Regions from separate parts of the Homo sapiens genome. Here region 2 is linked to region 1. Evidence: chromatin contacts called from ENCODE Hi-C or POLR2A ChIA-PET data. All regions are on one chromosome and are shown on one strand. Each heading gives the region's core, a stretch centred on a gene start or an enhancer-like site at or near the end of the contact. The rest is flanking DNA. Distances are from core to core; before and after follow the strand shown. Region 1 overlaps SMIM36 (small integral membrane protein 36). Region 2 holds the start of SMIM36 (small integral membrane protein 36).

The links. Hi-C counts contacts between places; a loop is a spot of excess contacts on that map. ChIA-PET counts read pairs that join two places held with the same protein, here RNA polymerase II (POLR2A). Pooled maps may share reads with other maps.
Region 2: a map of GM12878 shows a loop between it and region 1 (2.0-fold over the local background). The contact joins the promoter of SMIM36 here to the enhancer-like site in region 1. A Hi-C loop is called at or near these places in 3 of 168 maps with a recorded cell type or tissue (GM12878, PC-3 and endothelial cell of hepatic sinusoid), 3 of 37 single-sample maps with no recorded cell type and 8 of 50 pooled maps. POLR2A ChIA-PET finds 5 or more read pairs at or near these places in 1 of 52 experiments (AG04450).

What each region holds. Positions count from the first base shown.
Region 1 is chr17:55,464,717-55,468,836 of GRCh38, forward strand. It overlaps SMIM36 (small integral membrane protein 36), which reads right to left. Exons shown (of 5, transcript NM_001395421.2): 4 at 2,429-2,612. Among named protein-coding and RNA genes, the nearest start is that of SMIM36, 45 kb to the right of the region's middle. Within about 2 kb of position 2,120, at least 2 of the 41 ENCODE cell types and tissues checked have a DNase peak (open chromatin) inside an H3K27ac peak, as active enhancers do.
Region 2 is chr17:55,509,073-55,513,192 of GRCh38, forward strand. SMIM36 (small integral membrane protein 36) reads right to left here and starts at 2,380. Exons shown (of 5, transcript NM_001395421.2): 1 at 1,807-2,380. The coding sequence starts at 2,262. The coding sequence ends at 1,981.

The DNA.
Region 1 (4,120 bases), core at 870-3,369:
TGAAAAAGGATTGGGCCTCCCTAAGCTCTCTCCACCTGACAGTTACACAAATGCTATTGATAAAGATGGGAACCAGTTCCCTAATCTTTTCCACTCAATCTTTTCCTTCCCTTTTCTTTCATTCGCTCCTTTGAGAGCAGGTGTGCCTTGTCTTAACATTGTATCCATTCCAGTATCTTTAGTCCATAGTTCTTGGATTTGCAAACCATAGGCAATTGATAAAATGGAAATAATACCTGACTTTATAGCAGTTCACCTGAAAATAAATTGAAGCATTTTAATTGATATCAGTCGACTGTGTGATGGAGCTGCCGGGAAATACCAAGATCATCTCGGACTACATGAATAGAAGTGTACAGTGGGCAGCAAGAGAGCTCTGTGCTCTGTGTTGGGCAGACAAGTTCATAAACAATCTGCTCCATTCTGAGTACGACATTGAATGAGCAATATTAAAATTGGAGACTGTTCAAACAAAATGAACAAATTAGGGACAGCACAGTAAAGTGTAATAATATCATTTTGGAGTCAGACAGGCTTATTCAGACCCAAGTTCTGACACTTACTATGTCACCTTGGGGAAGTTATTTAACTTCTCACAGCCTCAGTTTACTTGTCTATGTAATGGAAATAATAATAGTATCTATTTCATGGATTATGCCAAGGACTATGATCATGATGAGCAATTATCATTTACATTTGGAGGAATTAGAGTGGTTTAGCCAGAAGATTTGAAGACTTAGGAGTTGGGGTGTGGTGTGTATGGGATATTATGTCTATCTTTAGATATTTGAACAATTGCTGTTGGAGGAGTTATTGTGCTTATGTTGGGTAGATGCATATGACAGAATTAGGTCAAATAGTGGGATATGCAGAGAAGATGACATTGCCTCAACACATGGCATAAATTTTTGACAATTAGCTTTGTTTAAAAATGGAATTAAGTTCTTTCATCAGGTGGTGATTTCCAGACCACAGTGAATGTTCAAGCAGAGACTGGTTTCTGTGTCTTAGAATGGTATAGAGGAGAGTTCTGCACTGGCCAAGTGAGTTTGGGCTATTAGGGGTTCCCAAACTTGGCTGTGCAGGAGAACCATCTAGCAGTAGAGCTCAGAGTCTCTAATAAGGTCCTTAGATGGTTTTGATGAAGCCAGTCTCTGCATAGGTGATTTAGATCCACTGGACTGCAGGATGGGTGCCCTTTCACCTATATTTTGTTATAATGGGATTCCAGTAGGGAAGTGCTTTGAGCCAGGAGACAGGAAGATAAGAAAGTGCTGGCAGGGCATGGTGGCTCACCACGCTTGTAATCTCAGCACTTTGGGAGGCCGAGGTGGGCGGATCACCTGAGGTTGGGAGTTTAAGACCAGCCTGACCAACATGGTAAAACCCTGTCTCTACTAAAAATGCAAAATTAGCCTGGCATGGTGGCGGGCACCTGTAATCCCAGCTACTAGGGAGGCTGAGGTAGGAGAATCGCTTGAACCTGGGAGGCAGAGGTTGCAGTGAGCTGAGATTGCACTACTGTACTCCAGCCTGGGCAACAAGATCAAGACTCCGTCTCAAAAAAAAAAAAAAAAAAAAAAAAAGAAAGTGCCACACATATTTTGGAGTCATTTGGTTAGAAGGGAGGCTTCAAGTTTGGGAGCGGCTGGAGTCTGGTTTGAATGAGAAGTTAGGGCCAGCGTATGGAGAAATTTAGATGCTACGTGTGGGAGTTTGCAGGTTACCAAGCAGGGGTCCATGATAAATGTAGGACAAAAGAAGTTACAAATAATCACATTCTGAAAAGTTGAGCTAAATGATGAATAAGGACAAGTCCAGACATCATATTCCTTTCCTCTTGGAGTTCTCAAGCACAGAACCTGTAGCTTGAGTTGTCATCTTCCATTTTCTTCATTTCGGAGCTCCTCTTCATCGCACCCTGAGTGGTGATGATCCACAACGTTCCTGTTCCTTTCCAGGCCGAGAGAGTGGGCAGGAGGAGGAGCTTTCATTGAAGTGATTCTCTCAGCTGTATAGGAAGCACCCCGGGTCTGCTCAACAGAAAAGCCACAGTTCATGGACTTGGTGGTATCGGAGGTGCCAAGGGCTGGAAGCCAAAGTTCAGTTTCCTCTTAAGCAGCAAGTTCTTTTGCGTAAGTCCAACCTGCTGACTTGCTCCGTGTAAGTGCTTTTGTTTTTATCTCAAGGCTATTCTTAAGTTAATTAGTTGCAATTACTAGCTCTGCTGCAGTGGAATGCATAGTAACAGAAGGGGGAAATGAGGCCATCAGGGAGATGCAGTTGAGTGTTCTGAGACAACATACAGAGGAACTGCAATTCGTTACACTCACCAATTAAGTCCGAAAAAAGAAAAAACAACAACAACAACAATAAAACCAAAACTTGCTCCAAATAGAAACACAAAGGATGAGGCAAATATACTTACACAGTGTTTGTTATAATGTCTGCCCACATCCAGAGGCCACGAAATGTCCCTAAGGATGGTTTCCCATGACAGTAAGCCACAGCAGGCAGAAAGAGCAGTGGGGCTTGTTAAGAGCTATAGATTCAAAAGCTTCTTTTTATTAGCTGTCAGTCTAATTTCTATTGGGGCCAGTCAGTTCCATCACCTATAGGATGAAAACAGAGACACCAACCTCAAAGCGTGTTGGAGCCTTATATAGGAAGCACTTTTGACCATATTTTTTTTTTTTTTGAGACAGAGTCTCGCTCTGTCACCCAGGCTCTAGTGCAGTGGCGTGATCTCGGCTCCCTGCCAGCTCCGCCTCCAAGGTTCATGCCATTCTCCTGCCTCAGCCTCCCAAGTAGCTGGGACTACAGGCGCCGGCCACCATGCCCAGCTAATTTTTTGTATTTTTAGTAGAGACGGGGTTTCACTGTGTTAGCCAGGATGGTCTCGATCTCCTGACCTCGTGATCCGCCTGCCACGGCCTCCCAAAGTGCAGGGATTGCAGGCGTGAGCCACCGCACTCGGCCAACCATATTTTTAGTTTGATAAATGCAGGTTGAGTTTGCGATTGTCTCTGCTGCAACCTGGCTTTCCTGCTGGGCCATGTCAGGCCTCTGAGCCCAAGCTAAGCCATCATATCCCCTGTGACCTGCAACTGAAGAACCACAAAAGAAGTGAAAATAGGCAGTTCCTGCCTTAACTGATGACATTCCACTGTTGTGATTTGTTCCCGCCCCACCCTAACTGATCAATTGACCTTGTGACACTCCTTCTCCTGGACAGTGAGTCTCGGGAGCTCCCCACTGAGCACCTTGTGACCCCCGCCCCTGCCCACAAGAGAAAAAGCCCCTTTGACTGTAATTTTTCACTACCTACCCAAATCCTACAAAACTGTCCCACTCCTATCTCCCTTTGCTGACTCCTTTTTTGGACTCAGTCCACCTGCACCCAGGTGATTAAAAAGCTTTATTGCTCACACAAAGCCTCTTCACACGGACACGTGTAACATTTGGTGCCAAAGACCTGGGACAGAAGGACTCCTTCGGGAGACCGGTCCCCTGTCTTCGCCCTCACTCCGTGAGGAGATCCACCTATGACCTCAGGTCCTCAGACCAGCCCAAGGAACATCTCACTGATTTCAAATCGGGTAAGCAGTCTCTTCATTCTCTTCTCCAGCCTCTCTTGCTACCCTTCAATCTCACTGTCCTTCCAATTCCAGTTCTTTTTTCCTCTCTAGTAGAGACAAAGGAGACACATTTTATCCGTCAACTTAAAAACTCCGACGTCGGTCACGGATTTGGGAAGACAGCCTTCCGTTGGTGTCTGATTATAGCGGGGACGCCTGCCTTGATCATTCACCCACATTTCACTGGTGTCTGATCACCGTGGGGATGCCTGCCTTGGTCATTCACCCACTCACCACATTCCCTTGGTGGCAAGTCAATTGCTGGGATGCCTGCTTTGGATGCTCACCCACATTACAGCCTAGGGTGGCTCACCCGCCCCCTTCTCCGTGTCTCTACCTTTCTCTTTAAACTTACCTCCTTACTATGGGCAAACTTCCGCCCTCCATTCCCCCTTCTTCTCCCTTAGCCTGTGTTCTTAAAAACCTAAAACCCCTTCGACTAACACCTGACCTAAAACCTAAATGTCTTCTTTTCTTCTGTA
Region 2 (4,120 bases), core at 1,130-3,629, 45 kb after region 1:
TAAAAATAAACATCAAAACCTGAAAACAAAGTAACTGGGATTATCTTCACGTTTGTTACAGCTACTTAACAATCCAAAGGCAAAACAGTGCTCATTGTCAAAGCTGGCAGGGCAGGCTGGCCAGGCCCTCCTCTTCAGTTTTCTACAGGAGAAACCAAAATTGAATTTCTCACGTTTTCTTCACATGTTGGACACCATCAGACCTTCACAACCAATGGACTCTAATTATTTTGCTTTCAAGCTTTGTTTTTGTTATTTCTTCTTCTAAAAGGCCATCTCCTGTCCTACCCTTCAAGATTCCAACATACTTTGGTTCTTCTGGAAAAATAACTACTTATCTTTTAAGACAAATCATCTTATCTTTGGTACCTGAGTCTAAGATGAAATTGGCCATTCAACATTATTCGAATATTTCTTGAGTGTCTTCTGTGTGCCAGACACTCGTGTCTCTGTTGACTCCTGCATCCTATGCAGACTTCTAAAAGAGCATCTGCAAAGCTTTCTTATCTTTCATTGTCTAAGTCATGCCTGACCCTGCTTCCTTCTGTTGGGCGGCAAAGATCATATGGCAGGGTCATGACACTCATTTCTCTTTATTTCCACACAGGTCCTGATGGAAAGAAGAGGTTCAGTAAATCTCAAAGTAAATACATACGTTTCTCTGAGCTCAGGGAAGGGAGGGTTAATAAAAATACACACAATGGAGATAATAATTCAAAAATTTTGGAAATAGACTAATGAACAGGGGAAAAAACATACCATTCAACATCAACAAAGAGAGTGAAGGGAGAGCAGGCAGTGTTCTGGGGACAGATACACCAAGCTGTGGGGTCTCAGAATTCTTTCAATGAGTTTTCAATAACTTTGTATTGGATCAGGCCGGATTTGAGGATTGGAGATTAAATTTTTTATGAGGCATATGGAAGGAAATATTATCAGTGATCATCATCATAGCTAACCCTGTGTGTCAAGAACTGTCTCAAGTGCTTTTGGTGAATTAACTCATTTAAATAGCCCCAAAAGCTTAGTGGTCCAATCACTATCCCTGAGACACAGAGGTGGCTCAACTTAACCATGGCCACACAGCTAGCAAGTAGAAGAGGCAGGATTTGAACCCAGGCTCCAAGCTTTGTTGTTTTAGTTGTATGCATTCCTTATTCTGTCTTGGAGTTGGGAATAGAACGTGAAGAGCTGGTAGGTACAGAAATAATAATGTTCTGAAGTCTGAACAAGTTCAATGGGGTTGCCTTGACTGGGTGCAGCAGCTCACATCTATAATCCCAGCATTTTGTGAGACTGAGGCAGGAGGATTGCTTGAGGCCAGGAGTTCAATACCAGCCTGGGCAACATAGTGAAACCCCATCTCTACAAAAAAAAGACAGGCGTGGTGTCATGACCTTAGAGTCCTAGCTACATGGGAGGCTGAAGTGGGAAGGTTGCTTGAGCCCAGTTCAAGGCTGCAGTGAGCTATGATCACGCTGCTGCACTTAAGCATGGGCAACAGAGCAAGACTCTGTCTCTTAAAGAAAAGAAAAATAACAACAAAAAACTGGTTGCCTTGGAAAGAAAGAATTTGCAAAGAATAGACTAGACTGGAGTTAGTCTCATTCCTTATCACACACACGCACGTGCACGTGCACACACACACACACACAATATTGCATCCTTTCTCAAAAGTCATTCTCTCCTGTGAGTTGCAAGGACAGCAACATCAGAAATGTACCAGTAACCAACTTCATTATACTACAGCATTGCTGACAGTTTGCATTTGGAGAATTTGACTAAAGACCACTTTGGGCTTCTTACCTTAAACAGTTACTTTTGTCACAAAGAAGGTGACGAGAAAACAGCAAGTAAGACAGAGCTCTCACTTCCTTCATCAAGCGGGATACATGTGCTGAGAGAATTGGAGCCACGATAGGGAGCAGTTTGTCTCTATGGAAAGTCTAGTGGTCTCTCCCCAGTGTCCCTTAGCCAGCCTCATACCATGGTGCTTTTCTTTCCTAGTGGAGCAGGATCCCCCAAAGAAAGGCCAGGCCCCTTTGGCCAGTGGGGCCCAGCGACACTTGGGTGCATCACCACCAACCGGATGGAGGGCTGGGCCTCGAGAGTGGCCTCGGGCGCGTACTCCTTACTGGGATCCTTGCCTCGGCAGTCGTATAGCACGCAGGAGATGAGGAAGACCAGGAGCAAGATGACGTAGCTCGCAACTAGGATGATCAGGTTCAAGGTAACAGGGTCGATCTCCAAGTAGAATTCCATCACTTCTCCCACGGTGGAGAAGTGGGTCTAGAGAAAGGCAATTGGGGTCAGTTTGGGCATTGCAGAGAGCAGATCTTAGAGCATCGGAATAGCTACATTGGCTCTGGAGTAAAAATACATTAATCCCTACTGCTCCAGGAGACCTCGAGGATTAAAGCTGCTCGGTTTAATAACTTAAGCTTGCTGTTAATACCACAGCCACCAAAACACAGAAGCTGTCTGTCATCAGTTCGCCTACACAGAGAGAGAAAGAGAGAGAGAGAGATGGCTCATGAGTTACTGGATCATGGTATATAAGTAGAGCATTCACATAATTCAGCATCCACACAGGCAGTTTGGTGAGCAAAAGTAAGTGTTGTTAATAAGCACTCCATGATGACAGCTAAAAATTGGATTGTCCTGGACAATTGTGCTGTCTTTGTATAAGGGATGTTTAGTGCCATGTATGGAGTGATTTGGAAGATTAGGTCAGTAGGCTTTGGAAGTAAATGTGATTCTTCAACAAGAAGAAGATACTAGTGCCTGATATTTTCACCCTTTCTTCATTTGTTGCCATGTTTCTCATTAGTTAATTCAAAACTACTTTTTGAGTACTTACTTCCTGTGTTTCAGACACTACACTAAGCAAAGGGGATATGGCAGTGATAAGACAGAGAAGCAGGTAGTCTAGCAGGAAAGATAGCCTTTAAACAGATAATTGCACAATTCGCCATTTAAGAACAGTGGAAATCAGTTTATAAGGGACAAATAGAGGGTAAGAGGACAGCGTGTCCCAGTGTGGGTCAAAAAAGCTTCCATGCAGAAGCAACATTTAACCTATGACCTGAAGGATAAGTAGAATTTAGCTAAGTGAGAAGAGACAGGGAAGATTCTTCTAGCCACAAAGAACTGCATATGTGAAGACCCGAAGAGAAAGGAGCCTGGAAAATTGCAAGCACTGAAACAAGGGCAGTGTGACTGGAGCATAAAGAGAATGGGAGCACAAGGTGGGAGAGGTAGACAGGGGCCAGAAGGCACAGGCACTTGTGGGCCATACTCAGGACTTTAGATATGATCCTAGAGCAATGGGATGCCATTGAATGCTTTTGCACAGGGGAGTGACACTACTGAATTTGCATTTTAAAGAGATTCCCAAAGGCTGCCTCAAGGATGCAGAAAAACAAGCAAATTGAGAGGAAGATCAGATACTGATCGGATTACAGTTATTCCTTGATGTACAAATCACTGTCCTGCCTCAGTTGTAGCCTGGTCCCAATAGTCCCGCATAGGCTACTTCATGGGCATGTGCCCTGTGCAGCTGCACAACGTTCCATTCTCAGAAAGAGCTCACACTTGGTTTAATGCTCTGCTGTTGCCATCTTGAAATTCTTAACTTTTCAACTTTGCACTGGGACCCACAAATTACGTATCTGGTCTTGGTCTCATATATGTATTTTTGGCCAGCTAGGGCATCAGTAGCCTTTTCTCCAATAGCTAATAGGACTTTTTGGATACTCCTAGTTAAAAGCTGAAGTTCCCAAAGGTCTGCTGGTTTCTTAGTGTTAAGCTTCAATGGGCTAGTGTCTTCCTGTCAGCCTCCTTTATACTGAGCTTCCATGGGAACCTGAGCATTTGAAGATGTTGTAGTATGGGGTTCTTATGCATCTGGAGACGTTTTTCCAAATAATATCGTCCATGATTCTATGGTCCTGGACTAACTTATGGAATTATAATCCAGAAGATGCATGATTCTGAAACACCATAGATTTAGGGTCAGCCTTATTGGAATCTATTGGGTCTCTTTTGAATACAGATACCTGGATCAACCCTAGATCTACTGAGTTAGAATCTTTGGGACTAGAGTCTGGGGATCTGTATT